7 separate regions of the Mus musculus genome follow, and all the other regions are linked to region 2. Evidence: chromatin loops called from intact Hi-C (ENCODE). Cell type or tissue: left cerebral cortex. All regions are shown on one strand. Links, peaks and the distances in the headings refer to the core of each region. The heading gives the core; the rest is flanking DNA. Region 1 has its middle 4.9 kb from the start of 1700008K24Rik. Region 2 holds the start of Lrfn2 (leucine rich repeat and fibronectin type III domain containing 2). Region 3 overlaps Kif6 (kinesin family member 6). Region 4 has its middle 22 kb from the start of Gm41594. Region 5 overlaps Lrfn2 (leucine rich repeat and fibronectin type III domain containing 2). Region 6 overlaps Gm30532 (a long non-coding RNA gene). Region 7 overlaps Unc5cl (unc-5 family C-terminal like).

What was found. Peaks named below come from ENCODE experiments on the same cell type or tissue, not always from the same donor. Only the 100,000 strongest peaks of a DNase experiment are listed, where the experiment ranks them.
Region 1: a loop joins it to region 2, with 4 times the contacts of the local background. A loop is called at or near these places in 4 of 42 quality-filtered maps.
Region 3: it touches region 2 in a loop (4-fold over the local background); 5 of 42 quality-filtered maps call a loop at or near these places.
Region 4: a loop joins it to region 2, with 5 times the contacts of the local background. A loop is called at or near these places in 13 of 42 quality-filtered maps.
Region 5: a loop joins it to region 2, with 7 times the contacts of the local background. A loop is called at or near these places in 4 of 42 quality-filtered maps.
Region 6: it touches region 2 in a loop (4-fold over the local background); 3 of 42 quality-filtered maps call a loop at or near these places.
Region 7: it touches region 2 in a loop (5-fold over the local background); 6 of 42 quality-filtered maps call a loop at or near these places.

What each region holds. Positions count from the first base shown.
Region 1 is chr17:49,116,232-49,120,709 of GRCm38, reverse strand. No RefSeq gene overlaps it. Among named protein-coding and RNA genes, the nearest start is that of 1700008K24Rik, 4.9 kb to the right of the region's middle. In left cerebral cortex, for the core only: a CTCF peak has its summit at 2,650; no DNase peak of the experiment used is centred there.
Region 2 is chr17:48,929,404-48,933,881 of GRCm38, reverse strand. Lrfn2 (leucine rich repeat and fibronectin type III domain containing 2) reads right to left here and starts at 1,300. Exons shown (of 3, transcript NM_027452.3): 1 at 1,064-1,300. In left cerebral cortex, for the core only: CTCF peaks have their summits at 1,854, 2,054 and 2,727; DNase peaks (open chromatin) are centred at 1,581, 1,870, 2,089, 2,666 and 3 more places; H3K4me3 peaks cover 2,340 bases; H3K27ac peaks cover 2,177 bases.
Region 3 is chr17:49,896,541-49,901,018 of GRCm38, reverse strand. The region is part of intron 19 of Kif6 (kinesin family member 6); the gene reads right to left. Among named protein-coding and RNA genes, the nearest start is that of Gm16555, 77 kb to the right of the region's middle. In left cerebral cortex, for the core only: CTCF peaks have their summits at 1,796 and 2,010 (motif pointing right); a DNase peak (open chromatin) is centred at 2,021.
Region 4 is chr17:49,397,943-49,402,420 of GRCm38, reverse strand. No RefSeq gene overlaps it. Among named protein-coding and RNA genes, the nearest start is that of Gm41594, 22 kb to the right of the region's middle. In left cerebral cortex, for the core only: a CTCF peak has its summit at 2,088 (motif pointing right); a DNase peak (open chromatin) is centred at 2,107.
Region 5 is chr17:49,080,972-49,085,449 of GRCm38, reverse strand. The region is part of intron 2 of Lrfn2 (leucine rich repeat and fibronectin type III domain containing 2); the gene reads right to left. Among named protein-coding and RNA genes, the nearest start is that of 1700008K24Rik, 30 kb to the left of the region's middle. In left cerebral cortex, for the core only: no CTCF peak of the experiment used is centred there; DNase peaks (open chromatin) are centred at 808, 1,288, 2,195 and 3,021; H3K27ac peaks cover 862 bases.
Region 6 is chr17:49,242,640-49,247,117 of GRCm38, reverse strand. Gm30532 (a long non-coding RNA gene) reads left to right here. Exons shown (of 7, transcript XR_876860.3): 5 at 1-105; 6 at 352-452. Among named protein-coding and RNA genes, the nearest start is that of Gm30532, 19 kb to the left of the region's middle. In left cerebral cortex, for the core only: a CTCF peak has its summit at 1,901 (motif pointing left); a DNase peak (open chromatin) is centred at 3,510.
Region 7 is chr17:48,465,826-48,470,303 of GRCm38, reverse strand. Unc5cl (unc-5 family C-terminal like) reads right to left here. Exons shown (of 9, transcript NM_152823.4): 9 at 1,618-2,988. The coding sequence ends at 2,766. Among named protein-coding and RNA genes, the nearest start is that of Unc5cl, 13 kb to the right of the region's middle. In left cerebral cortex, for the core only: a CTCF peak has its summit at 2,566 (motif pointing left); a DNase peak (open chromatin) is centred at 2,550.

The DNA.
Region 1 (4,478 bases), core at 307-4,306, 190 kb before region 2:
GCTGTTGGAACAGCATCATTAATAATAGTTTGGAATCCAGGCATGGTGGCATGATATGGATAACTCCACCACTCAGGAAGCAGAGGCAGAAAGATTGCTCCAAGTGTGAGATAGATTGAGACTGCATAGATTTCAGGCCAGCCACACTAAACACAACTTATCATTAAACAACTCTGGACAGATTTCTAATTCCCTTTAAAACGTAAAGGGAATTAGAGAATTCTGTGAAGCACAAATAATCAAGCCACTAACTAGTGCATTTATAAAATGTATTTAAAGTACTATTTAGAGACTAATCCATGGCTTGAACACTGTACCTATAAACACTGAAGAATCAAAATAGCTTAATTTAAAATATATATAATACTTCTTCAAAAAATGCAAGAAAGAAAAGAGTTAATGTATAGTAGATGAATCATTGAGCTAGAGAGCAAGAAAGTAGTAACTCTAGCTCCAAGGCATTCAGTACTTGGGGATTCTTGTCTCTACAGCCACTGTATGCACACCTACACACACGTGCACACATACACAAAAGTAAAAAATTAGTAAAATAAAAAATTGTTTTAAAATACAGGCTTAAAAGCAACATAAATAAGGCATAGGAATATAATATATATACATACACACAAATGTGTGTGTATGTGTATATGTATGTGTGTGTATATATATGCATGTGTATGTATAGTTATAGGTATATGTATGTGTATGATTATTAGCAAGGCAGAAACATCCACAGACCTAGAGATAACGTTCTTTTAAAATGAAGCAACTACTTTCCACAGATTTATACAACTCTATTGAATGAAAATAGCAGAGTGTAAGTTCACCAACTATAAGTTTGTATATGCTTTGACATTCAGAATCATGTTAGTATTTTACATATTCAAAGAATAAAGTACAAACAACCTGAGAGAATGAATGTAAATATCATCCTTAAGTACTGTCCAAGAAAATACCAGATAATTACAAAAGAAAAAAAAAAGTAACAGAGAATGGTAGCTTGAAATATCACGATAATAGGATCTAAGAATACCAATAAAGAACAAACAAACAGAATAAGCCCCATCTGTCCTTCAGTGGCAAACAGAAATCACTTAGGTTCTGTTTCCACCAAGACTGCATTCATGAGTCCTAGGCAGGTGACTTGGCAGGTCAGAGCAGTTGTTTGCAAGCCTGAGACTCGAGTTCAGATCCCCAGTATTCACCAGAGCCAAACATGGCCACATGTATGCCTGCAGCTCTAATGCTGTAGGGAGTAGAGACAGGAGAGTGGCTGAGGCCTGCAGGCTGCCAGCCTAGTTCACCCAGTCTCAAAGGAATACAGTAGAAAGTGACAGAGAAGGACAAACAGTGCCCTCCTGTGATTTCCACATTAGCTACAAAGACTATAAAACCTTAAAGTCCACCGCCAGTGACATATTTTCTTCAGCAAGGCTCCACCTCTTCGAAGTTCAAAAACCTTCATAATTGGCACCAGCTGACTGGGAACCAAGAATTCTAGAAGGGACATTTCTCATTCAAATCACAACAGCTTTAATTCGTGACATTAAGTATGTATCTATGTACACACACACACACAAGCATGCATGCACATACTGAATACACAGATAAGCATGCATGTACATAATGTATACACATAAGTGTGTATGCACATACTACACACATACACACACACATGCACACACACACACAAATCACACTTGCATTCATGCACACACACAATCCATCAATAAACTTTTTCTAAAAGCACATTAACTGATTGTCACCCACAAGAGACACTAGGTCCATCCAGACTGTGGGAGATCATAAAAGATGACAGGTTGGGAGTGTTTTAAAATGCCATTGGTGTGCAGAACAAAGGAAGAGGGAGGAGACTGCTCCAGACCAAGGAGGCTCGCTGAAGAAAATGGAATTCTGCATTAGAAAACACAGTTCTCATAAAGGACACTAATGGGATAATAGATGGAATTAAAACATAAACAATTGATTAGCTAATAGAATTGCAGCAAATGTTTGCTCTCCTGTGTGACAGCTGCCCTGTGCTTATGTGACAGAATGTCTTCAGAAATAATAGTGAGGGGTAAACAAACATGGCGTAGTGCATCTCACTATCAGACGAAGCAGGGAGGGTTGGCCAACTACTAACTGATCTGCGCTATAAACAGATCTGACTATAAGCAGATTGGAAATTCAAGCATTAGTTTTGCAGTTTTTAAAGAATAAGTGGGTAACTATGACAAAGCAAAGCTTAAAACTTACAATTTTACCACCCAGGATAGTCGTGGTGCCCAATACATATGTGTGGCAGTTTGTGGATAACATGCCCCCCACAGGCTGATTTGTTTGAGCTCTGGGTCCCCAGATGTTGATGCTGCTCTGGAGGGTTATGATATCTTTAGGGGGCACAGGCTTGCTGGAGGAGTGAGCCACTGGGGGGTGGACCTTGAGGTTTGATTACCCAGCTTCACTTCCCATCCCTCTCTCTACTCCCTGACTGATAACAGTTTGAATAATTGGCTCACTTCCTGCACCACGTCTTCTCCACCATGGTGGTGGGAGTCAGGGTGGGTTGAGGTGATAATGTGTTCTTCAGCTTTGAACCCAAATAATCCTGCCCTTCCTTAAGCTGCTTCTTGTCACAGGTAGATGGCAGCAATGAGGACAATGGTAAACTAATATCCCAGTTTCTTAAAACCACAAGGCTTCTTTGTCCCAAGTGCTGACTATTTATTATGTTAATTATGAATCACTCTCCACAAAAGCCTCTGGCTCTCCGGGACACGAATCTTTGCTATTTTGCACAATTTAATAGTCATTAATTTCTAGGCCTGAGGTGATTAAAAAATACTCTTTAAAAAATTTATATTGTTGTTATGTGTATATATGTGTATATATGTGTATGTGCTTTTGTTTGTGAGCTTGTGCACTGAGTACAGGTGCCCAGGAGGGCAGAGATGTCTGGTCCTTTGATGCTGAGATTACAGATGGTTGTGAGTCACCTGATATAGGTGTTGGGAAACAACCCTGGGTCCTCTGTAAGAGGAGTGCTTGCTCTTAATTGTGAAGTCATTTCTTCAGTCCTGTAAGTATTCTTGATTGATTGAGCGAATGAATGAATGAATGAATGAATGAATGAATGAATGAATGAATAGGCTATAGAGTCAAACTGCCTGGATCCAAGTGCTTGGTCTTCTTTATTTGGATAAAGTTCTGTGGAACTCATGTCATTAGTGTTTATTTCAAGGATTGGAGAGGTGGCTCAACAGTTAAGAAAATTCACTGGAACTCCAAACCAAATGGGTATCCCAGAGTACTAAACTCTTTTTTTTTTTTTTTAAGATTTATTTATTTATTATATGTAAGTACACTGTAGCTGTCTTCAGACACTCCAGAAGAGGGAGTCAGATCTTGTTACGGATGGTTGTGAGCCACCATGTGGTTGCTGGGATTTGAACTCTGGACCTTCGGAAGAGCAGTCGGGTGCTCTAACCCACTGAGCCATCTCACCAGCCCAGTACTAAACTCTTTACTATGCTTGCCTATCTTGCTAGGGGATTGGTGTGTGTGTGTGTGTGTGTGTGTGTGTGTGTGTGTGTGTGTGTTCCAAATTGGGACATTATAACACTCAAAACACCCCATTTTCAACCAAAAAATTATGAGGTATTGAAAGATATAAAAAAGTATGACTCATAGATCAGAGCAAACTGGGAATGAAAAGAAACCATCCCCAGAGGACCCCAGATGCTGAAAATTTAGAATCACTATTTCAAATGTACTCAGAATTATAAACAAAACCTTATTACAGCGTTTAAAGAAACCATGAGACCAGAGAAACAGTAATAAATACAAACATAGAAGTATACATATCTAAACGTGTGTGCATACAACACACACAAGGAAGACATAGAAATCATTAAAAATCTATTCAAAGTTCTGCAGCTGAAATGTGTTCTTACATGGATGGACATTTCACTTGAGAAACTTGTGTGGATAAAAAGAAAGAATCAACTGCGAAGATAAAGCTGAGACCGCAGAGGCTGAAAAAAATGAAGAAAACCAAGTTTCCAGGGCTCAGTTCCATGGGACACTATAAAGCATATGCAGACACGTGTACACAAGGAAAACCCCAGAAGGAAAGAAGAGGGAGAAAGGGGTGAAAGAATATTCAAAGGAATAGCTCCAAGCTTCCCAAATATGATGAAAGACATGAATCTATACTCAAAGGACCAATAGGTAAATAATAAACCCAAAAATATCTAAGGCAAGATTTATCACAGTCAAATAGCTGAAGTCCAAAGACAGTCTTGAGAGTAGCAAGATAGGAGAGAGCTGTGTACAAGGGATCGTCCATATGATTAAGAGCTGATTTCTCAGTGGGAGTTATGCAAACTAAAGTGCAGTGAGTTCATATTCAAAGCACTGAATGAGGTAGGGGAGATTGTATACCTTGCAAAACTGTCTTTAAAATATGAGGAGAA
Region 2 (4,478 bases), core at 245-4,244:
ACACACATGCAAATGCACTGCTTTAACCAGGACAGAGGGCTAACATTTCTAGGCATGCATGTGGCTCCAGCTCAGAGGGACAGGCTCTGACAGCCCTCTCCCTGCAGGTGTCTGTCCGTCTGCAGCTGTTTCTGAGTGTACTTGGCATGAGTCGTGCTCGGTTCCTCTGCAGGCTTTGCCTGATTCCTGCTCTCTCTCTCTCTCTCTCTCTCTCTCTCTCTCTCTCTCTCTCTCTCTCAATCTCTCTCTCTTTCGATGATGTCTGGACTCCTTTCCCTGGAACCCAACGCTTCTGTCCTTTGTGCTCTCTGTGGGGAAGGTGGGGAGCAAGGCACTGCCCTCCTCCTGGGAGCTGTCTGCTGGTCTCGGTCTCAATTCTTGCTCAGGCCAGCCTTAGAAGCAGGGCAGGGCTGAGTGAGAGACAGAGGACTACCAACATGGGCATGGCTAACACCGGCTTACATACTGCTTTATCATGGCATTCTCAGCAACCCGAGTGGGCACACAGAGTCCTCCTGATCTTGGTTAGATCTGCCTGAGGCCAGGATAGGGTCCCTGCAACCATGCCTCCCTCCCCTCCTCCACGGCACTCCATCGCTGCCCCCCCCCCTGTCTCCACCCCACCCGTCCAGGAACCAAGCTCCTGAAGACCCCAGAATAGTCACCCAGACCTCAGCACCGTCCTAGCCAGGCCTGGCATGTGCTAACACGCAACAGCATGGTCTAGCGGCAAAGTTCTGCATTCAAGGATTGCCTTTGTAGGAGACTGAGGTCTCTTTCTCCAGCTTCCAAGCCTAACCCAGACCGGTCTGAAGCCTCACCAGGACCCGCTCTCCTCCCTCCCCATCAGTTTCTCCCCTTCCCCCACTCTATCAAAACACAATATAGAAGGAAGGATGGAATAGAGAAGGCATCCACAGGAGTCTATAGGATGGAGGAAGTCCGCAAGTGAGGCAGGAAAAGAGGCAAAGTTCCCCTGTTCCCCCAGGTGCGCACATCCCTGCGCCCATCTCCCGCGGACACCCAGCGTCGCCAAGACGCAGCAGCAGCGACAGCCACTCACCTGGGCAAGGCGGCATCTACCCGTGGCGGGGAGGCTCCAAGGCCGGCTCCGCAGGGCGCCCGGGCTCCTTGGCTCGGCCACGCATCCTTCCTGGCCGGAGACAGGCTCACGCTAAGCGCTCCAGCTGCAGCGATCCAGCGAAGGCAGGCAGATGGTGGCCTCGGACCATCCACGCGGGGAGAGCCCTGAGCAGCTTATTCAGTTATATCCATGGCATTTAGCAAGAAGAAGGGGCGGGAGGGGGAGTACAACTTGTGCTCTTCTCTTCCAGATTTTAAAAAAATAAGGGGGAAAAAGGATAAAAAAAGATAATCCCTTCTAGGAAGATGAGGGTAGGATTTTCCTTGTTGAAGAACCCCCCTGGCATCCCCAGGAACCTGCAGCCTCTTGGAATGTGGGATGTCTTCAAGTTCAGACCAGTCTGTCGTGTGTGTGTGTGTGTGTGTGTGTGTGTGTGAGCAAGGCACTCACACCCACAGGCACACACACACATACACTCCCCCGCACTCCCCGCATGCACACCACTGGCCCCCCCCACGCGTGCGCGCAAAGCGCTCTCTCTCTCTCTCTCTCTCTCTCTCTCACACACACACACACACACACACACACACACACACACACGCAGCGGTCGCACGCACGGATCTGTGAGGATGCTGTGCGGGTTATGCAGGCAGCTGCGGCCAGCGGTGCAGACAGCCTTAGAAACCCAAGGCGCCCCAGGACTCCGAGGCAGAGCGAAGCGCTCTGTCCCCGCCGGGCTCTCCAGCACTGCAGCCCCCAGTGGCCGCTGGCGGAGCTGCAGTAGCTCCGGACCCCAGATCCTGCTTCAGCCGGGATCCACAGCCCCGGAGGATCCTCGGTTCTAGCAGCGTTGGTTCGGAGTAAATGGGTTGGAACTGCAGCCCAGCGGGGCCGCGAGCCCTGAGAACCCCGAGGACCCGCTTGATCCGCCGCGCAGTGACACGACAGCTCCTGCGCACGGTTATCCCCGCGGCCAGGTCGAGTCCGTACTGCCGCCTCTCGTGCAGAGTACGCCTTGCACACAGCTACCAGCCCGCCGCCTGCTGGAGGAAAATTGGACCGCGTTGGCTCGGGGCTGCGGGTGGGGTTGGTGATGGGAGGATCGTGCCCACCCAGCCCTGAACCCAGCTAGGAGCCATCACTTTGGCTCCTATAGCAACCCGTGCTAGTTGCACACGACACACACGACAGACTTTTCCTGAACATTTCAAGACTGTCTAGGCGAATGGAAGCTCTTGTTTGACAGCCCAGCAGACCATCCTCCTCCACCCACCCTCACGTGACATAGTACGATTCCGAGGTTCTAGATTAAAGCGAAATGTCTAAGGCACGTGGTAGGTAGCAGAGTAATCACTCTGGGCTGGTCGTAGGCTTAGAATCACCAAACTAGTTCAGCAGAGTCTTAGTGGCCTCTGGGCTCTCAGTGGCCAGTTTCTGGGGAAGGTAAGCCTAGGGTTTGAAGTGCCGCCGTATATTTCCCTGTAGAGGACATGAACTGGGGAATGCCGATGTTGCTCCAGCTCTTAAAACCAAGGGCAAAGAGCATGCCTCGATTCATGTCTGCTTTCGCTTGTTCCGTGCACCTGTCCCAGATACCCACAGGGAGGCACATGTGTCATGTGGATTATGTCTCTGTGGTCCAACAGTGGCTCGGCTAGACAGGGCTGTACAGAAGAACCTGTCTCTTGCCTATCTGGGCACCCCAGCTGGGTGCATACCTACTGAGGCGCAAACAGCGAGGGAGGTCTCCTGCAGGGCAGGAAGGAAACTGTCAGATTGGTACGCCACAAAGACCCTTGGTGACAAGCTCTTCCCTGCAAAGATTCTGGGTAGCCTGACAGAAAGGAGGTATGGTTAGGATGCAGCTCAGGGTGTAAGGGGTGGGCTGGCCCTGGAAAGAGGGAAGGTGACTCCAGGAAAGAGGCAAGCAGGAGCAGTGGTAGAGGTGGGAAAGAGAGGAAGACATGAATTGCTGAACCTGAGAGAACATGAAGAAAAGAAGGGGACACAGGGGCAGGAAAGAGGCACCTGCTCAGAGCATTCCTCTTTGGTTACCTGGGTTTTGCATAGTGTCATAATTAAGAACTATATTACTATAATGAACATAATAATTTAAAAATGAAACTAAATAGAATAATTTTTAAGGTGGATAGAGTGGAGAGGGCATGCAGTCTGAGGTAATGTCTGAATTCTCCCGATGGGGCGGGGCTGAAGGCTAGACTACTCTAAGTAGACTCATCTATGAAAAGATGGCACTGGAAGAGCAAGGTTAGGCACAGGACCGGACAGAGCTGCATTGAGAAAAGGAAAGATGTTAGAAAGACAAAGACAGAATGGAAGGAAACAATAAAGAAACACTGGGTGTGGGACAGGGCACAGCTAAGACCTCGTTCCTGGAAGAAAGCCAACACAGCTACTCTAAAAGAGACAGAACCCAGGTCCTGAGTAATTTAAAGGATAATTCTATAGGGATTGCCTCAGCATGAACTGAGTTTGGGGACTGGACTTAGATGTCCTAGGAGTTTACTGTGGTTTTGAGATGTGTGATAGACACAGTGAGTCTCTCCCCTTACAGGGGTTGAATGTGTCTAAGACATTTCCAGCTGGAGGGACCTCTGAGCATCCTTGGAAGATGGGTGAGGTCCTGTATGTATGTAGGGAGATCAAGAGATAACCACTCTGCTGCCTATCTCTCTGCCCATGGGCCAAATGAAGACTTCTTGGGTCCTTGGGCGAACCCAAAAGGTTATATAAGAGTAGCTGCCTGGCTACCAACCACAGAGGTCAGCCAAGGGTAACTGAGGGTCATTCATTCTATGTATGTGGGAGGCGGAGGGGGCTGCACATAAGCCGTGTGTCAATAGATTCTTCTCTATGCCCACTCTTCTGAATAGCATGTGACAAACAGCTTCAAACCTCTGTCTTCTGTTTTCCTGGTCCTTTGCTGTGGCTAGACACCCCCCCCCCGCCCTGGAATCACCATGCTAAGTATATTAATATATTTTTAGCCTCTTTGTACTTTGTTTTCAAAGCTAAGATACTGAGATGCATATCCAGAAACGACTGCCCAGAGAATGCCCACTGGACAGACACTTTTAGATACATACAAGCATTCTTCTCCATTTCTGGGTGGTGGAGGATGGCTTGTGCTACATGCTGAACTTTAAGACTGTCCTCCACTCTTTAGTAAGACTCCAAACCCACTGTGGAGAAGGGTCAGGCTCGTTCCCACCCAGCAGCCACTGCTCTCCTGGGATGCCTCACTCACTTGTCCGCATGTCTGCATCTCTTGGCTTTCTGGCTGGGATGGAAGCACACTTCTCTCATGTTGTGCTAACCTCTCCTAGGATGACACAAACATCTGCTCATTCCAGATGAGCAACGATGACAGAAA
Region 3 (4,478 bases), core at 231-4,230, 970 kb before region 2:
TGAAGATGTCAACAACCGGGCTCTCCGCCCGCTGGCGCGGCTCTGCAGAGGCCACGCCCCTTGGCCCGGCAGTGCAGGGGCAGAGACCCAGACTCGCCCTCAGAAGTCTAAGGCACTCCGTTAGACCTTCCCGGGTATCGGCTCAGGAAAGAATTTCAGGACTAGTCAGTTTATGAGGCAGAGATGTGGGTTCATAGATGCATTAAAAAAAGGCACGTGACTGGAGAATAAGTGTGTACCCAGGAACAGAGGTGTGGGCTGCGCAGGGAGGAGCCTCAGAACGTGAGCGGTGTCACATGTGGGTACCCTGTCCTCAAGAGAGGAGCACAGCCGACTGGCTTAGCATTAGCCATTTAAACCTTTCTGCGGCTCTGCAGTTATATCTCAAAAGATTGCTTGGAAATCACCGGAGCCTTTCCCTTCCTTTCTCCTCTGAGAAATGGGGATTATGGGATGGGTGAAGTGATAGTCGGATAAGGTGATAGCAGAGCCACTAGGGCTGCACAAGGGGTTTAGGACATGTCCTTTCCCTGTTTCTGTGAGAGTCCTAGGCATCGGGAGACTTATCTGGGAGGAGAGAGGCTGTAAGTGGTGGCTAACTGTTCTGGAGTCCTTGCCGTTCTGCTGGTAAGCCACATCCAACGGATTCTGGGGTGAGGACTTCTTTCCTCTGTTGTGTCCCTAACTTTTTTCCAGGTTTCAATCTTGTTTCAATTTAGTCCCTGCTGCGACCTGGACAGGAAGTGTCCATCCCCCTCAGAGATGTTCATGGCTGTCAGCTTTGGGGAAGAGACTGGATCCTGAGGGATCTGCCCTCATTCTCTGATGGATTCCCCATTTGATGGCATTATTAATAGACAGACGGTAGAGATCAGGAAGTGGGTCCAAGATGGAGGAAGTAGGTTACCAGCAGAGGCGGGAAGGGCATGGCTTTGGCTTCTAGTGTCTGTCTGTCTGTCTGTCTGTCTCTGCTTCCCAATCCTTCCTTGAGGCAAGCCCACATTGTCTCTCCTCAGTTCAGAGCAATTGGCTCCAGCTGACCTCAGTCTGTGAAACCTCTGAAAACATGGGACAGGATAAACCTTTCTTCGGTCAAGCTGTTTTGTCACAGCAAGGGAAAACTGAGACATGAGGCCTTTCTGTGGTCAGAGGAGGGCGCTATCATCCTCATCTTAAGAGATGTGAGCCGAGGTGGAGAGGGATTACAAAGCGGAGCCCTATGCTATCACACCTGGGAGGCCTCCATTGTGCTCCCAGCCGTCCTGACCCACTGACTGGCTCCTGGCTGCTGGTACCGAAGGCACCTTATCCCTTGACTGTACGGGTCCCCTGCATGGTCTCTGATGACCACTGCATGCTTGTGGATGCACGATCCACATCCAGTACCTTGCTGCCTGCAGTGTGCTCCTTGCCCACGACTCCTGGCTGCAGGATCTCCACATCCCTCTTGTGGAGGAGCACAGGAAGGTTGCCGTTTGCTCCCGGTCTCTCTAGGCTATCCTGCAATATGCTCTGCCATATGGACTTGGAGAGCCTCTGATCTTACGTTGGGATGCTCCACTGAAGAGTGTTGTCAGAGGTGAAAGGGGCTTGACATGTCAGAACCTTCATTTTATAGCTGGGCGACACTCAGGTAGGGAGGTGGGCCAGGGTGACAGACACGTGAGAGATAGCTTAGTAAGTCCACTGTCATCTCTCCAAGCCCTCGATCAGGCCCACAGCTTGCTTTCCCACATATGAGTTTGGCTAGTTGCCTAATGCCAACCGTCTGCTCTCCCACCTGACATGATGATGAGGCCTCTTTACCCTGGGGCTGTCTCCACAGGCTCAGGACTGTGAATCGGATAGACAGGAAGGAAAGCCAGAGTGTGTGGCTCCCAGCCCCCCCGCCCCTCACACCTCCGTGCTCATCCCCTAGCTGTCTAAAGTGTCTCTGTGGCACCCTAGAGGGGGAACGGGAGACTGGAGCTCCTCTTTGCTGGGGCTGATGTGGGGTACTGCAGGACCAGAGATGACCACAAGGTGGCAGACTCTGCACACGCTTCTTGAGTGAATGGCTGCCATAGTTTTGGGGTTTCTAGAGGAACCAGGAGGAAGCTGGGGAAAGCCTGGAATATGGAAAGAGGGGTTTCTTCCCACAGGTGCTACCTTCACAGCAGGTTAAGGGCAGTTTAGAAGCAGTAGTGGACCTGTGGGAATAAGCCACTGGCTGTCAAACGGCCCTCTCACGTGATGGACTCCCAGTTTAGCTTTCTTTAGCTGCCAGGGAATGTTCAGGGTGCCACATTGCTTAGGTCCAGGACCGAATAGTGGAGTGTGAGAGGTGAGCCAGACAACAGGGCGGAGGGATGTGACCACCAGGAAGAGAGCGGCAACCAGGGGCTCCTGTAGAGCTCAGCTGCCTGGTCTATCCTCTCAGGCGACTCAGGCAGGAGGATGGCACCCTGTGAAGTGTGGAGGGAAAGCACTCCCAGTTCCCGAGCTGCCCCCCACTCTGGGATACCACAGTTCAGATCTTCCTGCCTCTGTTTCCCAAGTGCTGGGGTTAAAGGTGTGCGCCACCAAGCCCAGCCCTACTAATTAACTATTAGTTACCATTAGTAAACATTGCACATTTAAGTGTCCTGGGTATATTTTGGGACAAGTTTCTTGTAACGTGTGCACTTTGCAAATATCCTCTGTTTTGTACATCCTTCTTTTTCTTTTTCTTTTCTTTCTTTCTTTTTTTTTTCTTTTTTGGTTTTTCGAGACAGGGTTTCTCTGTATAGCCCTGGCTGTCCTGGAACTCACTTTGTAGACCAGGCTGGCCTCGAACTCAGAAATCTGCCTGCCTCTGCCTCCCGAGTGCTGGGATTAAAGGCGTGCACCACCACGCCGGAGTCCTTTTATTTTTATTTCGTTGGTTCTTTATTTATTTGTGAGTGCGTGTTTGTCTGAGTGTATGCACACGTTTGTTTAAGGATGCCTGTGGAAGTCAGAAGATGGCATTGGATCCTGTGAAACTAGAGTTGCTGGTGTTTGTGAACAACCCAAAGTGGGTGCTGGGATCTGTGCCTGCAGCACAGAGCAGGGTGGCTTTTAACTGTCTAGCCATCTCTCCAGCCTAGTGGCATCTCTTAAGAATTTAATAAAGTTCCATTTACTGTCTTTTTCGTTTCTGAATTTACTGAATTTATTTTTAAAACATCCAGGCATCCCAACAAAACGCAGTTGTTTCTCTGTGGTGAGAGGTGGGCACTGTTTCCTGCAGCACAGTGCCACGGAAGCGTGGGCACTACAGCCTGGCATGATCTGGGAGGCCTGGGCGAATGTCAACCAGAACAATTTTTTTTAGGTAAGATTTTTTTTTAAATTAAAATATTAATTTTTCATTATGTATGTGTGTGTGTGTGCCCACAGAAGCCAGACCTGTGGGGTTTGCCTTTTCCTCTGGAGCTGGAGCTACCAGTGGGGTTGTGAAAGACCTGGGCTGGCTGCTTGGAACCAGACTCAGGACCTCTGCAAAGGCAGCGAGTGCTCTTAGCGGCTGAGCCATCTCTCCAGCCCCAAGAGTCTGGATTTGTAAAGACAGTTTCCGGAGACTTGCAAACGCAGCACAGACAGTCCCCAGGATGCCCTGCCCATTTCTGCAGCTGCTGCCCTCACCCAGCCAGCCCTGAACTCAAGGCCGCACACCTGAATGTGGCAGCTCTGAAGTTTTCCTTCTTTTGGCTGCAGCATAGTACCCAGGGCTCCACATTATCTGGAGCTGTCAAGTCGTCTTTGCCTCAGCTTGGCTTCAGGATGCTCAGACTTCCTGCCACTTTTGAGCTGTACCGGACAGGTATTTTGTAGAATGTCCCTTGCTGAGATTTGTGTGACATTTCCCTCAGGCTTCTACAGGCACTGTCTGACACCTTTTAAAAAAGTGTGTGTGTGCGTGTGCATGTGTGCCACAGCATTTGTGTGAAGGGCAGAGGACAACCTGCGGGAGGTGACTGTCTCCTTCCACCATGTGGGGCATTGGGATTAAATTGAGGTTGTCACAAAGATTCGTGGCAGTGCCTTTACCCCCTGAGCCATGCTGCCTGCCCCTGGCATCTTATTTATTCTTTTAATTTTTACAACTATCTAGTTATTTGCTTTCATTTTGTGTATGTGTGCTTTGTCCAAATGTGTATAAGTGCATGTACACATGAGTGCTGCCCTTGGAGATCAGAAGAGGGCATCAGATTCCCTGGGCTGGAGTATTAGATGGTTGTGAGCTGCCATGTGCTTGCTGGGAATTGAACCCGGGTCCTCTCCTAGTGCAGCAGCTACTCTTAATCTCTAGGACATGTCTCCTGCTCTCTTGTGTCTTTTTAAAAAGCTTCACTTCAGACTTCGAACAGGGGCGCTTGGTGTTCCTCAAGCTGGCCCCTTGATGGCAGAGATGGGTGCCCCACTCACATTGTCCCAACCTCTGACCTGGAAGGGCTGAGTCCGGGTTGGATGGCTGG
Region 4 (4,478 bases), core at 209-4,208, 470 kb before region 2:
GAATCATCATAATCTTTGGGATTTATTTTTACAATAGCAGCTGTTAAAACGCTGGTTCAACAATGTACATAAAACAAGGACCTGTCCCTACTTGGCTTCACTCATTATCCTGGAAGGGAAGCCATCAAATCATTCAATTTAAACAACTTCAGTTTTGCGTTGCATGAAAGTAAGCAGGGAGTCATAGTAAGAGACCATCCAATGGGGCCGGAAAGATCAGCAGTTAAAATTGTTCCCTGCTTTTGCAGAGGACTCCAGTTTGGTTCCCACCATCCGTGTCAGATGACTCAACTGCATGCAACTCTAGTTCCAAGGGACCTGATGCATTTTTTGACTTCCACAGGCTCCTGTACTTACATGAGCATGCCTGCACATAGGAGAGAAAAAGAGAGAGAGAGAGAGAGAGAGAGAGAGAGAGAGAGAGAGATCGATCGCTAAATGAGTGAACTGTGGACACTTTCCATTTGTTTTAATAGAGAGTTGACGATACTCTTCTTGCTATCTTCTGCTCATTCCCTGCTTCCACCCTCCCTCCCACATTGGGCTCTAGGGTGAACATAACACACTATAAGTAGATGGCAGTTCAAGTGTCTCCTTAAATAAGCCTGTCTGGGATAGTGCCTGGAACCTATATCGGAGGCTTCACCACTGTCTTCCCTTTCCACTCTGGACAAGAAACAGGCCAGTAAGGTGGGCTCTATAGTTTTCCTACCTGGTTTATGGCCTGGCCAAACTTAACACTGGAGTATTGAGGGAGAAAAGAATTACATCTGGCTTTGTTAGATGGTGCCCAGCCACCCTATGAGAGACATTGTTCTTCTGACCCAGGGTTAAAGAAAGGTCTTGCGTGCGCCTGACTCGCCAGCAAGAACAACGCTGCAACAGGATCCTTATGCACACGTTTATTGGGAGAGCTTGCTTGCAGAGGCGAAGAGACCCCAAACCCAGAACTGGTGCTGCTTATATAGGCCTAGAAGAGGCGTGTCTCACACCCAGATTGGTTATGCATGGGTTATGCTTACCACCTCATTTGCATGTCTCACATCTGATTGGTTAACATGTCTCTCATCTGATTGGTTAACTTCTCTCTCATCTGATTGGTTAACTTGTCTCTCATCTGATTGGTTAATTCTCAAAACCTCATCTTGGCAAAAAAAAACTTTACTGCCTATGTATGCGTGGTGGCCAGTGGTGGCCAGTGGTGGCCAGTGCCACCCTGCAATGGCACATGTGGCTTCCCACAGAAAGGGGTGAACAGCAATTCACTCCTGAACAAGTTCAGAGATGAATGAGTAGAATTGGGAGTGGGGTGAGCTTCTCCATGAGCTAGCTTTCTAGCCCTTGAGTGCAGAGCAGAAACGGTCCTCCCATGTCCCCATAGGATACAGAGTATGCAAGCATTGAACCATAGCTTCAACATTTGAGATATGCTAACTGCCAGTGGTAAGGCATCTTGGGTGCCCTCCGAATAGCAACCTTTGAATATCTGACACCCCGACAATGACACAAGCAGTCCAGACATTGAAGGACATGTAGTGATGGTGGTTCTCTCAGGCATGGATAACAGCCCTGTATTTCACAGGGATTTTGCTGGCTCATCAAACAAGGGGAGGGGAGGGGAGGCCCTGTGATCTTCCTGAAGAACTACAAAGGGCATATAATCTCAAATAAGTTACAAACATGGTTTACAAAATCAACAGCAGATACCTAGTCTGGGCTGAAGTTGTAAGCTAGCATGAGTGACAGTTCCCAGAATCATCAGGTAAGAACACGAGGTTTCTGAAGGGCATTAAAAATAAACAGTAGGACATCCAAAAAAAATGGCACTTTGCGGGACAATATGTGTGTCTTACCTTTATCTCAAGTGGATGAATGGAGGCCAGGAGTCACAGGTGGTATCTGATTTGTTTGATGAAGAATAAGGAGCCCCATTTCTATATAGATAACAGTATTCACATACACAACAGCACAAAGATCTGGCACAAAGAGCCTGGGTATAAAAGAGCCTCACTGCATTAGGCAGAGAGGATAGGATATCCTGGAGCCTCCTGATTGATCAGGTATAGAAGCTAGGGGTGACTTCCAAATATGCCCGCTAGGTGGCAGTGTTGATTAGTCCACAAGTCAGGGAAGCCTTCCAGGAATTCTCTTTGAGCTGAGTATTAAGACTCTCCAGTGAGAGCCCTGGGTTGAGGTTTGCCAATGGCAAGCCTTGCTCCCTTCATCTCTGCTTCACCCCTTTAAAAAGACAATAGGGGCAGCGCAGAATCTGTTTCCAGAACCTTTGAAGTCATTCATAGTACCTAATCTCTTCATTCTACCACACAAAACCAAGAGATACCAGCCTAAGGCAGATGAATTGTTCTGAATGTTAATTGATAAGGAGGCTGGGGGTCTAGAATAGTAGTCAATTTGGCTCCCCACAGCACAGGAGATGGGGTTCAAACACATAAGGGTAGCTCATGCTGCAAAATTACCCAACTACCCCCTTGGCAAATTAAGCTCCTTAAATTCTGCCATGGAATGTTTTTTACCCTGAGCTAGGCATGGCGTCGTCTGCTCGTGACCCATTTAGGGAGATTTGATTACTATTGACTTTCTGCCATTCCTTTACCTAATCCAAATAGTCAGGGATTTAGGTCGAAGGTGGTATGATGGCCAGGAACCCAGAACTGCACACACATTCTTCCTAATCCCCTACCAAAGCAGTCAGGGCTCTTGCTTGTGACAGAAATCCAATTAAGTATATCCTTAGACAGGAAAGAAGTGTTACTGGCACAGGATGGTTGCTGGTGCAGCTGGGGGCTTTGGATAAGCGGCGATCACAGGTTATTTCTGGAACATTCTTGCAGACATTCTCTATTGCTTTGAGTGTAGAGCCCTCTGTCTCCATTGGGAGATTGTGTTTCTCTCTCTCTCTCTCTCTCTCTCTCTCTCTCTCTCTCTCTCTCTCTCTCTCTCTCTCTCTCTCTCTCTGATGTTGACCTTGGAAACGTCTGAAATGGATAGAATAAGACACTTTAGGCTAAGTTCACCATCACCAAACACTGACTCTCTATTTTATTTCTCAATTAAAGTCACCTTTGCTGGCGTAAAAGCACCTGGTTCTCTAGAATACTAGAACACAGCCACTGGCCACCGAAGGAATGACACACAAGGAAAATACGAGAATCTCTCCTCCAGAAACCTGTTCCAATGATATACTTAAGTTTCACTGTCTTCTCTTTCTCCGTTGATAGTGAGAAACACAGACATCTCCCTTCTCTTGGGAGATATTAATTCCCAGTGAAACTGAAAGCCAGGGGTAACGAAGGTAAGAATTCTGAAATTTTGGTTCCTTTTAAAAACACAGAAGTATTCTGAGAAAGTGTTCTTGTTTTGATCCCAGGTGTGGGGATATGGGACTGCTTCAGATTGTCCATAGCAGTTGACCATGATTTGTTGCGTGTAGCTTTTGCTACCACGCCTAAGCTCTGGGAATGGGCCACACTCCCAGCCTCTACCCAGATTCCTTTGAATTCACAGATAAAAACCATAGAGACATACATTGTTCAATTTCAACCTTTTTGGCCCAGTTGCTGGGTGGTGCTTATTCCCTGCCTGGAGAAGCATGCCCTTATCAATACTCTTAGCTGAGCACCTCTTCACCTGAGCTCAACTTTAATTGCTCAGTTATATCTAGTCCCAGCTAAACACTCCCAACTGCCTGCCTGTAGGAGTGGCCTGTGGCCACTTTGTCTGAGGTCTCTCGTGACTGGTCACCTTTTCTCCCTCAGAAGCATGGCAAATTCTCTCTTTCACTCTTCTCTCCTTGTGTCTGTCTGCTTGCCTCCAGGAACCTGGAAGTCCTGCCTATTCCTTCTGCCCAGCAATTGGCCCATGGCTTCTTTACTGACAGATCAAGAACCAGTTGGGGAACAGGACCTTAACATCAGAACTATCCCTACAATGATTTGCCTCTTGCTCTGAGTGGGCTGTGATTTTGCCAGCTGCAGATAGTTTCTGGGATTATGTGATGTTTGGAATTCTGGAGACTTTTCAGAGGGTACATCAATGGGCCCCAAGAGATGGATGGGTTGTTTTTGGTTGTGGTTTGCTAAGTAGTATGGGCAAATAAGAAACAACAAGAAGAAATTAGATATCCTGAGAGCAAAGATCAGACTTCACTCAAGGGACTTGATACCCTTAATCAGCAGGAAGTAGTCTAAGCATAGCACTGCCACCTTTCTGACCCCTGACTTTAGTCAGAAATCTCTTTTCTTTCCTCTCTATCCATTTTTCTTCTCTATTATCCCGGTTGGCTTGCTTTTCATTGGCTTAGCCAATAAGAGCTGGAGGCAGTGGAAGACACTAAGGCAGATGAAGCGGTGAGCAGGGAAATTAAGGTCCACAGAAAGAAGAAAAGAAATCTGGGCTTCTGTTTCATTGGAATATGAGTGACGGCCATTAACACAGCTGTTAATTGTATGTTGCAGGCG
Region 5 (4,478 bases), core at 192-4,191, 150 kb before region 2:
ACTCTTCCAGTCCCTCTAAGCCACATCCTGCCCTCAATTCAAAGCTTTGTTCCTCAGATATCATTAGCACTGCCTGAAAAACTTCTTGCACTTGTGTAAGTGCGACTCCTCTGAAGTGCCCGCCCACTTTCTACTTGTCTGTGGGTGGATGACAGGAGAGTCAGCTGGGCTCATACATTCTCTGTTTTCTCACAGCATCTCCACTGGAGATGTGGATGATAATTCTGGGGGTGTCAGTGAGGAAGAGAATAGGTAACAGGATAATGTGAAAGTGAATGGAGTCACCGGCCTTGACTTAAACATGTCATCTGTAACTATCACCCCCAGATCCACCTCACACCTCAAAGCCTCTCTTGTCCTGGGAGAAGTATGGAGACACTCTTTGTAGAGTATGGCAGACCAGGGCTCAAACTTTCTTTCTTAGGAGGCCAGAGATGAAGAGATGAGCTTAGGTTACATGCCAGGTCCGTTTGTTACATCTGAGAACTTATTCACTCCTGAGCCTTGTGGGGGATGGCCCTTCTCAACACACACACACACACACACACACACACACACACACACACACACACACACACACACCAGATCTCTATAGACGAGACCTGTCCTTAGGCCTGACTCCAAACTTATCTTCGTATAAGGACCACTGCAGCAATGTGGAGAGTGGGAGTGAGGGGTGGGGTGATTGGTAAAAGAGAAGGCTAGTGTGGGTAAGCTTGGACTGTCTTGTTCTTACTCTGTTTTTTTTTTCAAGCGGTGAAATTGGGGGAGGGGGAGGTCCCATTTTAAAGCCAGAAGAACCAAGTCCAAGATAGCTGTGCTGATCAAGGAGCTGGATAGAAACCAAGAATCTTGGCTTTTCCCTTTTCCCCATCCCAAGTTCTCTCAGGCTTTTGGCCATATACCTAGGAAATGCTCTTAGTTTTCTGTAGCTGCTAAGACTTCCACTGTGCCCTTCATAGCTTCCTCTATTGTCCATTACCCAAAGAAACCACACCAGTCCCTCCTAGTTTTCTGCCCATTATAGGCAAAAAACGAACAAATGAACAACCACCTCAGAATTTTGGGTCCTCTGATCTGTGATAGTTTGGGACGGGGTCCTCTGAGCCTTCTCACATGTAAGGTGAGGAGAGTACAATCTGAGTCTCAGCCACAGCCCACCACCTGGAAGCTTTCCCAGTCCCTGTCCTGGGGGAGAGAGAACCGCTGACTCCCAGCCACACCCACATGGAGTTTTCCAAGCTTTTCCACTCAGACCTTCTTGGCAACAGTCAAAGTCGGGGGAGGAGATGAGCACAGGCTGGGAGCAGCCTTGGCATCAGCTCAGCGAGCACGAGGTGGCATTTTGATGGGTGGTAAAAATATCTCCCAAGTGTTCAGGGCCAGCTGCCACCCCACCAGCATCGTAACTTCTCAGATCCTGTCCCCATGCCGAGAACCTGAAAAGCCCACTCTGTCCACATGTCCTAGGGGATAAAGCACAGGTCACCAAGACCCTGATCTCAGGCCACTCTTATATCTGTAATAGCTACTTCTGTCATGGCCAGATACTAGCACAAAAAGGGGGGGGGGGGCTGTCAGAAGTGCTGTGGCCAACCTAATGGGCTAATTAAACAGTATCATAAATAATGACTATCAGGGATGCTAGGATGTGGCCCAGTGAGTAGAGTGGTTGCTTAGCATCACGAGGCCCTGGGGGTCCATCTCCAGCCCGGCACAAAGCAGGTGTGGTTATACATGCCTGCAATCCCAGCATTTGGGAGGTAGAATCAGGAGAACCAAAATTGGAAGGTCATCCTTAGCTACATTGAGAGTTGGGGGCCAGCCTAAGCTACAAGAGACCCTGTAAAAAGTCTGGAAGGCAGAGTGAGAATAAAAAACAAACAGAGGAGAGAGAGAGAGAGAGAGAGAGAGAGAGAGAGAGAGAGAGAGAGAGAGAGAGAGAGAGAGAGAGAAAGAAAGAGAGAGAGAGAGAGAGAGAGAGAGAGAGGTGAGGCAGAGAAGCTGGGTCAGCAATGCAGTTGCAGGCTGAGCTATACACTGAGAAGTCAGAGTGCCTGCCCTGCTCCCTACTAGGAGTCTTTCAGGGGCCACAATAAGGTTCCCCAGCAGAGAAAAACATAACCAGTGCTCTGTCAGACGACTTAACATGGCCCTGTCTTGAGACATCTGGTAACTCCCACATCACATCCTAGTGGCTTTTGCATGGGTGTGAGTGCCAAGAGACAAGAGGCTCTCTAGACAGGGCAGGGCTCTCATCCGTCTAGAACTAATCGACCTCACTCATCTTCTCTCTAGGGCCACTTGGCTTCATCACAGCACCCCTCTGCTCTGCTTTCAAATCCTCAGTGGCTCCTCCTCCTATAAGGTAAAACCCAAGCCTTGCTCTGACCACTGAGGACCTTCCTGGTGTAGTCCCACCCCCACCTCCAACTCACTCCCTGCCACTCTGCCCCAGATGCTCCCCCACCCCCAGAGTCCTTGCTGCCTCTCTAACAGGACAACAGGACCAGCACATTCTGACCCAAGAGCATTTGTGCACTGATTCCTCAGCCCGGCTATTTCTATCACTTCAGGTCTTTGACCCCATTCCACTCCTTGGAGATGCCATCTCTGATTGCCCACAATAAACAATAGCCTAAGGCTGTCTCTTTGCTTTTTTTTTTTCCATAGTGCACATTTAAAATACAATTTTAGAGTTGGGCGTGGTAGCACACACCTTTAATCCCGGCACTTGGGAGGCAGATGCAAGCAGATCTCTCAGTTCCAGTACAGCCAGGGCAATACTTAGAAACTCTATCTAGAAAAACCAAAATTTATATTAAATTTAATTAATTAAAATAAATTTTTAAAATTTAAAGACTTATTTTATGTATGTATTTGTATATATGTATACATGTATAGTGTGGGTGTGTGTATCAGAGTGCAGGTGCCATTGGAAGCCAGAAGAAGCAGATCCTTAGCAGTTGATGTCACTGACTAGTGTGATTTGCCCAGTGTGGGTGTCAGAAACCAAATTCAAGTCTTCTGCCAGGGTAGTACATGCTTTTAACCTGAGCCTCTCGCCAGACTCTAAAACATTGTTTTGTGTTTTAAGACAAGCTTTTATGTAGCTCAGGATGATTGGACTCAAGATAAGAGTTTAGGATGACCCTGAATATCAAATCCCCCTGAATGCCTCCACCTCCTGAATACTGGGATCAGAGGCACACACCACCATATCTAGTTTCTTGTGATGCTGAGAATTGAACCCTAGGCTTTTGTGCATGCTAGACAGGTACTCTAATGGGCTACATCCACTGCCCCATATCTTAAATTCTTTCCCTCTTATCTCTTTCCCTCTTAGACCTGAAAGCTTCTTCAAAAACCAAGCCTTTGACTATATTGTTTCAACCAGGAATCTTGTCCAGAAACCCAGTAACTATTTTCTGCCTTGACTTACCTGCAAAGAGGCACCACATCTGCAACTGTAATCAGAATAGACCTCTTCTCCCTTATAGCTGCTTTTATTGGGTTGTTTTTATCATAGCAACTGAAGTAAAGCCAAAGCAACCAGGAAAGAGCAGAGAGCAGAGCCCTGCCCCTCCCCCATCCTCGTATTGGCTGCTCATACTCAGCACAGACGTAAGATAAGTGCCCCCCCACGCTGCTCTGTGTGGGAACTTCCCACAGGCTCTGCAAATCGTCTCTTTGGAGAGTTCAGAGTTCAAGTCTCAGAGTCAAAGATGAGGTGCACATGGTACAATGAGGCTGGACCAGGAGCCCTGGGTTTCTCTCTCTCCATGTAAGGAACTACCCCAGCAATGGATTGCAAATGTTCCATAGATCAATGCCAATGTAGATCCATGAGGCTGTGACCCCAGCAGTGCCTGGGGAGGTCTAAAGGTCTAAAACATCAGATGCCCAGCCTGAGCCAACTAAGTAGGTGGTGGTGGATGTCACAGCAACCAAGGGGTCCTAAGGTACAGTCTGGGTTGGAGGCTCAGCACTACAGATCAACAGGAGGAGACCCAATGCCTGGACATCAATCTTCCCTGACTCCTGCATAGCCCAGCTGTCTCCGAGGAGCCAGGTCCTATGAACACTCCTAGGAAAGGAGTGTTTGGTATCTGGTATTGCTCGGAAGCCTGTGGCCACCGGCACTGTCTTCAGGTTCCTGATGCTCCCCAAGACTCTATTACTTCGATACCACTCAAACATGTATGGATATCACAGGGCTGGTTTACTCTTACTAGGAGGGAAGTGAATGAATTTTGGGAGAGAGAGGGGTCCAGAGCTACCCTCAACTTCAGGGATGTCCCCAGCCAAAAATCTCTTCCAGAGCAAGGGGAATGAAAAGAAGAATTGGTCACCTCTCAACAGCTTGAATCTGAGATGTGTCACCTTTGAGCTAGTAAAAGGGACAGGATAGGAACATGGTGGTTTGATCGGATCTTTGACAATGCACCCTGCGAAGTATCTTCCTATGCACAAGCCTG
Region 6 (4,478 bases), core at 166-4,165, 310 kb before region 2:
AAGGGGCAGGAGAGACACATCTGCAGCAATTCCAAGGAGACGAGGTGTGAGTCAGAAGAGGGGAGATGCCTCCCCAGGACTGCGTGGGAAGCTTTGGAGCTCTGGGTAAGTCTTTGGTTAAGGCTTCTCAAAAAACAAAAACAAAAACAAAAAACAAAACAAAACAAAAAAACTGGCTTGGGGCAAAGAGAGTGTAATTTAGACTTATCTGGTGAATGGTTGGCAAATCGGAGCTCTTGACGCAAAGAATCCAAGGGAGGGGAAAAGGGCAGGGACAAAGCTAAGGTCCTAGGGTTTGAGGAAGGTAGCAGGCATGTTCATTCCAAACAATTCCTTCACTTTTACTTTCAGTAAAGAACCAAGGGTCAGGAGACACCGACACAGTCACATTCATTATAACACCAATCACAATGAGCAACAGCCATGAAATCAGCCTGGATGCTCATCAGTGGGTAAGTGGGTGAAGAGAATTCGGTATGTGTATACACCAAAGTATTATTCAGCCATGAAAAATGAGTGAAGCCAAATGTCTTTGCAGGAAAGAAAGGACAGATCTGGAGATCGCCATATAATGTAAGATAAATGAGACTCAGATAAAAAAATACACTGTGCTGTCTCTTATGTATAAAACCTAGACACAATAACAACATACAAGTAAAAGGGGACTATTAAGGAAAGGGGAGACAGGAAGATACGGGGGAAATATGGTCAAACTATATTATAGACACATATGAAAATGTTTTTGTGGAACCCGTCATTTTGCACTTTAATAAAGGCTAATAACACCCCCCTCTCAGACAGGATCGCATACAGCCTTGAACTTAAAATGTAGCCAAGTGTGACCTCGAACTTCTGATTCTCCCGTTTCCATCTCCCAAGTGCTGGGCTTGCCCCCATGCCTCAGAAATCAGACAATTCAAACATACGTCTATGCAAATACTAAATAAGGGAGGTCAAGGCAGGTGAGGTGGAGGTGGCCAGGCATCCACAGGCTCCCAGAATTCCATTCTCCCTCTGTACCAATCCGGCTTTATTTCTCACCAGCACCAAACAACTGTAGGGCTCAGAGGCACATGCCAGCTGACAGAACATTTGAGACCTAGCAACAGAAAGCAATTAAGTGCTGTTTGGCTCTGCCTCTGAGTGTGCTGGGAATTAAGGAGCAGACAGAAATGATTTCAGAGCATCAAGGAAGGCTGAGTGGTTCAGCGGCATGCTCTTCTCCCCTTCTTGCTTCCTTTCCTCAAGCGTTTATTAAGCACCAGTTGTGTGCCAGACTTTGTGCTATATGGGCAAGGGGCTAAAGGTGGCAGCAGCGGGGGGTGGGGGGGTGGGACACGGACACGGACATACACACACGGGACTGACACAGATCAGAGAGGCATCTGGGGAGGCAAGAAGTTATCTAGAGGCCCAATATCTCAGCTGCAAAGTGAGGTACCTGCCCATTTCACCAGAGGGCTGGGAGGGAACACACCCTGATCAGCGAGTGCCTGATGCGTAGGACTCAGCAAGGGTAGCTAATCATTGCTGCCCTGAGCAGCTGGACTCTCAGACTTCTGTGTGCTGCAAACCAGGGCTCCCACCAAGCAAAACCCCCATAAAATACCTCTCCATACATACATATACACATATTTATCATAAAATATTGTTTGAGCCAAGCGTGATGGCACATGCTGCAATCCCCATGCTCATAGTTAATTTATATATTTAGCTATATAGCTAAACCTGGACTATATAAGACACTGTCTCAAAGAGTGTAAGGGATGTGGGGGGAAAAAGGCTCAATGGTTAAGAGCACTTGATGCACTTTCAGAACACCCAGGTTCAATTCCCAGCACACATATTGTAGCTTACAGCCATATGAAACACTGGTGCTAGGGGTTCCAGCGCCCTCTCCTGGCTTCCAAGGGCATTGCATGCACATGGTACACATACATGCAATTAAAACACCCATGCACATTATATCAAAATAAGTAAGTCTGTGGTGAAACACACTCACTTCTGCTTCTGCATTCGTCCTTCTTCCATTCTGCTTTCCATTTGTGGGGAGGGCATTCTGGTCACCAGTTTATTTATAGTTTCCCTTCAATTTCTCATGGACTCAATCCTATTTATTTTGGTGAAGTATAAGCTGTTTGTAACTGTCCTTGAGAACTATTGGAGAACCTAGAGAGACAGCTCAAGGCTAAGACCACTTACAGTCACTCAAGGTGGCTTACATGACCTGGATCTCCAGCTCCAGGGGAACCCAGCTCTGACTACCTCTTCTGGTCACAGGAGACAACACACTCACACACACACAACCCCCTGACACATACACACATACACATAAATAAAAATCAATTTAAAAAACCCATTTGGAACAATACATTCCAGGGGGTGATAAGAGCTAATGGATGTTAGTTATGGGCTCTCAGGCATGGCTCTCCTCCAAGCGTTGGCACTTTGCAACTGGGTGGCCTCCAGCTAGACATTTAGATTTTCTGTGCCTCTGTGTGTTCTATTAAAAATGGACATGATGGGGCTGGAGAGATGGCTCCAAAGGACTGGGTGGGGCACCATAGCCTATAACTTCAGCTCCAGGAAATCAAATGCTCAATGCTCTCTTCTGTCTGGCCTCTGTGTGTGTGTGTGTGTGTGTGTGTGTGTGTGTGTGTGTGTATCCTAAGTTTTCTTCAAAGTCTTATTCTCCTGCCTCATCACTGTGAGTGTGGGGATTGCAGTATGTGCCAGCATGTTTAGTATATGTCTCTTCTTACTACTGTTTCTTAGAGACAATGAGTAAAGATGACTGATGACAAGCTGACCACAGAGATGAGGCTGAAGGTAAAGCCCGTGGTACAGAGGGAGAAGGTGGGGCCAGCCCACACAATGGACAGTTTCATTTCCAACAACTTCTTTGCTAAAAAAAAAAAAAAAAAAAAAAAAAAAAGCTAGGCATGGTGGCACATGCTTTTAATCCCAGCACTCGGGAGGCAGAGGCAAGCGAATTTCTGAGTTTGAGGCCAGCCTGGTCTACAGAGTGAGTTCCAGGATAGCCAGGGCTACACAGAGAAACCCTGTCTCAGAAAACCAAAAAAAAAAAAAAAAAAAAAAAAAAAAAAAAAAAAAAAAAAAAAGATGCTTTTAAGTTTGTGTCTGACCTTGTGTCTGTGAGAGTAGGCCACATGTGTGTGTTGGTGCCTGTAGAGGCCAGAAAAGAACATCAGATTTCCTGGAGCTGAAGCTACAGGCAGTGATGCCCCTCCCAATCCTCTGGAAAAGCTGCAGGTGTTTGGTAACCACAGAGCCATCTCTCCAGCCCCACCATGCCCATTTTTAATGGAACATGCCAAGGCTCAGAAAAATCTAAATGTCTAGCTGGAGGCTACCCAGTTGCAAAGTGCCAAAGCTTGGAGGGGAGCCCAGCCTGAGCCAGTTCTAGAAAATTCTCTCTGCTGACATTGGGTCCATCCCTGTGCTTCATAGAGAATGACCCTTGAGTCTGTCATTGTCGATCCATTCAAGGCAGAGCTCTTGGCTTGCTGCCCTGATCCACTTCATCTGTTTCCAGAGCCGCCAGTGACAAGCCTTCTCCCAGCAACCCTGAGTGTGTGGCTGCAGAGACAGAAACCATGATTTTCAAGCAAATGAACTCAGGGCTGGAGACTCCAGCTCAGCAGGCTTCTCCCACCCCAGCACCAGCAGAACCATTAGTGTCTTTCAACAGAGCCCAGGGTAGCTTTCATTGGCATCCAAGGCTTCAAGGGGTCCCACAGTGAGACTCTACTCAAACTGTGTTGACCTCTACAGAGGTATGGACACTGGGAAAGGCCCTTACTTACTTAGGATGCACACCCAAGGCTAAGGCAGGCTATTTGCCTCTCTACTCTGTAAGTAGCTCAGGTCGCACAGCATCTGGGGAACAGCAGCTAGTCCAAACTGTCCTCTGGGTGCGAGCACTGAGAGTCCCAGGCAGAGATGGTCCTTCCCACCCAGAAGGACCTGAGCAGTCTGGCTCAGCTTGTCCGGATGGAGGGAACCCTATCGTTTGCTAATAAGAAGCCCAGGAGCCCCTTGCAACAGTTTGGCTTCTACAGTTCAGGTTATCAATCATGTGCTCAACAAAGGAAATGGAAAGTTCCAGAAGAAAACATTTCATAGCTTTTAAATCACATGTCATTCTGAGTAGCAAGAAATTCTCTGTCTGCTTCATCTAACCCAGGACTCAGATCATTTCTTGGCCCGGCATGTCCCTGACATATACACTCCCCATGCCTGCCAGTCACTTAAGGCTGTCTTGGTATTGGTACTGATATCACAGTGTCTCAATGCTACGATCTTGCCACCCTTATTTTACATAATAGCATCAATAAATGCAAACCAACTTGAGGCAGGATAGAAAGACAAGGAAAAGAGCAAGCTTGGGGACCCGAGTTCAAGTGCCATCCTCATGTAAAATATCAGGTGTGGCTTTACCCATAGCCCCTAGCACT
Region 7 (4,478 bases), core at 258-4,257, 460 kb after region 2:
TCATATGTCTATCACCAGCGTTGTAAATGCAAACTGAAACACGTGTACCTATGAACCCTGGAGGCTCTAACTCCACATCACCCATTGACTCCCCCTGCATGTACCCAGACTCTAACCCCACGGGAGCAAGATTAGACAAGGCCTCTCTGACATTCATGAGAACAGAGACTTGAGTTTGTGTCCCAGGACCAGACAGGTATCCTGTCAGGGAAAGGGACTGGAAGTGAAGTCATAAGCAGCCACCAATGGTTTCTAGTCAAAGGCACAAGGATCCGTTTTTCCAGCCCTAGAAACTTATTCTGAGAAACTGTCTGGGCAGTCTGTGATTGATTAATCTTGGCTGTCAAGTTGACTGGATCTAGAATCGACTTCAAGGCAATCTTTGGGCGCACCTATGATGGGTTGGCTTTGATATTCTTATTTGAAGTGGCAAAGACCCATTACATGTCGGAGGGAGGGTTCAGGGGCACCTTCCAGAGGCATCTCTGATAAAAAGAAAAAGCAAAAGGAAAGGCTTTGCCCTTTGCCTGCCCGCCTTCACTCTGGCTGACAAGTTCATCAACTCTGTTGCTGCTGTGGTGGCTGCAACTCTTCACTGATATCAAAACCAGATTTCCCCTTCCCTTCTTCAGGCTTTCAATGAGGATCAAAGTGGCTCTCCAGGAAGCATCTAGACTTTTGACACAAATTGGGACTGCTAAGGAACCCAGCCATAGGCACTAAACCACCACCAGGTTCTCAAGTCTCTTTGGTGTGAAGGCAGCCATGTTGAATTTTTCCAATCATATTCTATAAGCCAATCCAAGAAACAGGTTTTTAAAGTATACACACCACTGTTAGTTCTGTTAAACTGATAGTTCTGTTCCTTTAACGAACCCTAACACAAGCCAGAAAGCATTCTCTCCTGTAATGAATAACAGGACTCCCACAACCCCACTCTCCTGTAACCCCTGTGGCTTCAGTTTGCTACATAAAATCGATTGTTCCAAAAGGACTCCAACAATGCCTTTGATTGGCCTGCAGGGCAGAGAAGGAGCTAAGGCAGCTGGAGAGGAGGAAAGTGCCCTTCAATGGCCAGTTCTGAGCCAGGGCACCCACTTGGACAGCCCAGCAGTAGAGATGGGAGACGGGAAAATAAGGTGTGGGGGTGGGGGGGACGATGACAAGTGTGGCTTGCAGAAAAAGGAAACATGTGCCCCAAATCTGAAGGCTTGCTTCAAGAATGGGGAACGAGCTGCCCGAGTGACCAGTCTGTTTTCAAACCAGAAGTGCAAATTGCAAAATGCTCATTCGGATGATTTTATGATCCCAAGTCACTGGGGGCTGGAGAGACGGCTCGGTGCTTAAGGATCACATACAGCTCTTGTAGAACAGCCAGAACTCAGCTCCCAGCACCCAAGTCAGGCAATCCACAACCTCCTGCACCTCCAACAGCCTCTTCTCCACCCTCCACTGACACCTGCGCTCACACATACACATTCCCACACATGTAAAATATTTAAAAACTAAAAATTTAGACCTACGTCCAAATTTGTCAATCTTAGCAAAACAAAGTTAGGAAGAAAGGCATTTTCATATCTAATAATTAATATTGCTCACCATTCAAAAGTACCAGTATTTTCATTAAATGTGCAAGTGAAATTTTATTATCTCCAAAGGGATTGTATACCTTTGGACAAACGAACAAAACTATCGGTAAGCAAGAGTAGCAGTAGCCAGAACTGCTGACTGGATCGGAGCGGGGTGGGGGTCCTTTAATCCTGCCCCTAAGGAGGAACTTGATCTGTGAGAGAAATGTCTCTACTTATTCATTCCTGGAATAGCCGAAGCTCTTTCAGTAGCCTTGAAATACATAGCATTAGCTCAGACACTTGCCTGAGGGAGTGACTGATTTTTTTTTTCCTAATAGAAAAAGAAACACAAAGATGGGATTCCATAACTAGATAGAGACGAAGCAATGTGAAGACATGAGCAACAGTAAAGAGGCCAACTCTGAGCTGGGCAAGTGCAAGAAAAGGCAGCCAGAAACTTAACACTCTCAGCTGGAGGTGGAGAGACATAGGGCGCGCATCCTGAGGCTTCACAGCTTCCTGTGTGATGAGAGAAACAAGGCTGAGGAGGAGGACAAAGTGTGAGCTGCAAGTGAAGAGATGAAGGGAGAAGAGGCCATTCCTCACATCAATGAGGTGAGCCCCCTCCCCCGCCAAAGTTCTCTCCCAAGACCCTCTATAGAGACTTCTCTTTGTTCCAGTCCACCGCAGGGCCCTCCCTTCTCAACAAAGTTACACACCCAAGACATCTCCTAACCACAGGGAGACACTGTCTAGAATGTTGCTCTCAGCCGGCTGGGAGTGCATCTTCATTTCGCAGAACAGACTCCAAGACAAGTCCAAAGAAGCCGACGTTCCTCATGATCCCAGCTTGGTGCTGAGACTCGGCGCTCCATGAATATTTGTGGACTGAGCAGTCTCTGAGGTCTGCCCACAGGTCCACAAGAAAATTAAGCAGCATCTCAGAAGCTGCTTGGCTGTGACCATCTCCCAGACTCCCGCGCCCCCTACCGACCAAGAAGGAATCTGCACGCAGGACAAAGTTGGCCGGCAGGATTAAGAGCTATCCTGATGCAGGGCAGATGACAGGGCTGTCGGGCTTTGCTGCGGGTTCCAGTTCGGTCCACCTGAGACTGTGGCATTGATCCTGAGCTCAAAGGCATGGCACGGTATGGCATGGCCTCTTGAAGCACCCTGCACAGCCGTGGAGTCTGCTTAGAGTTTCTCATCCAGCTCTAGGCCATGGTTCTCCCAGGTGCCTCCATGCAACCTGTCAGGGCTGCCCCGGGGAGACCGGTTTAGGTAGTTCTGGATGGCAGAGGCGCAGTCCAGCCGCTCCATGGAGGTCATGAGATAGTGCAGCTCCTGCAAGCTGCCATTCTGTTCCTCGAACAATTCCAGAATGGCCGCGGCGGGACTGCGCTGGCAGGACAAGAACCTGTCTCCACGGGACAGGGGCGTGGTGAGAGGAGAGCAGAGCGCTCAAGAGCAGTATGAGACACACTCTGTACCTCTGCGCCCCACCCCTGAGCTCTGCTCCCGCTAGCCTTGTCTACCTCCCCGGAAGGGTGGGACTTTGCAAGCTGAGAGGAGCCTGCGCTCCGCTCTTCTTAAGTCAGCTTGAGTGGTAGACTAAAGCAGGCTTGAGCAAGTCACGGAGAGCAAGGGAATTAGCAGCACCCCTCCATGGCCTCTGCATCAGTTCCCGCCCCCTAGATTCCTCCCTTGAGCCCTTTCCTTGATTTTCCTTCAAAATGGACTGCCGCCAATGATAAGCAAATAAACCATTTCCTTCCCATGTTGCTTTGCGTCATGGTGCTTTATCACCGCAATAGAAAGCAAACGGAGACAGGTGTTAGCTACAAACTCACACTCGAGAACCATGAACATTAAAAACAAAAACAAAAAAACCTCATGCTTTAAGTATGCTTATGATTTTGTGTTGGATCACGCTCATAGTTCCCTTGACGACCCTCCATTGTTTGCGAGCCTTTCAGAGTCCCTTTTACTTAGCAGCCAGTCTACTCCTGCCTGCCTCCTTCACCCACCACCTGGTGATGCCCTGCCTTTCTGACCTGCCCTCGCCTCCTCCCACCTCTAACCTAGCTTGCATATTCTGCCCCCCACTCAGCACCTCTGCTGCTCCCCGCAGCTAGAGCATCCTCTATGGTTTCCTCTCTGGCATCCTGTCTTACTCTCAATTCTGCCGTCCTCTGGTTATTTTTTTTCTTCTTCAACTGTTTGCATCTCTCTTTTCAGTGTTCTGCAATACTGAACACCCGGGGCGGGGGGGGGGGGGGGGCGGGGGGCACAAGGAATGTTTGCTGTTATTCTCAAGTTCTCAGAGTTCCTTGTTATCGATCATTTGTGCTCCTAGGAGGTGAAAACCTATTTCACTTTTGGATCCAGGCACATAGACAGACACTTGACAAGTGTTTAAATCTCTTCTGCTTCCAAGGTCTGGCTCTAGCTCATCTCTTGACGACAGCATCCACAGCCTGGACTCTAGGGCCTAGCACAGAAAGGCTCTTTTACCGATCCCTTTGTGAGCTCCTTGGCAGGAGCCCCAGCTGCACTGCCACCATGATTACTAACACCTACTGTGTTAACAAGCGACGGGCTTCCTGCTACACACTGTACACACAGTATCCTATAATCTTCTTTTCTGTGCCGTGGGCCACAGTGTGGCAAGCTAGTACCAGTGACTTGTATCGTTCCTTGTGAAATATTTATTGCACACCTACTACGAGACCGACATCAGCTACATGTTGTATACACATCATCCTATAATCTTCTTTTCCGTGCCTTGGGCCACAGTGTGGCAAGCTAGTACCAGTGGCTTGTCTCATTCCTTGTAAAATATTTACTGCATACTTACTATCAACAGACATCATATAACTGATCTCATGCTGAAAGAATGGGTCTGAA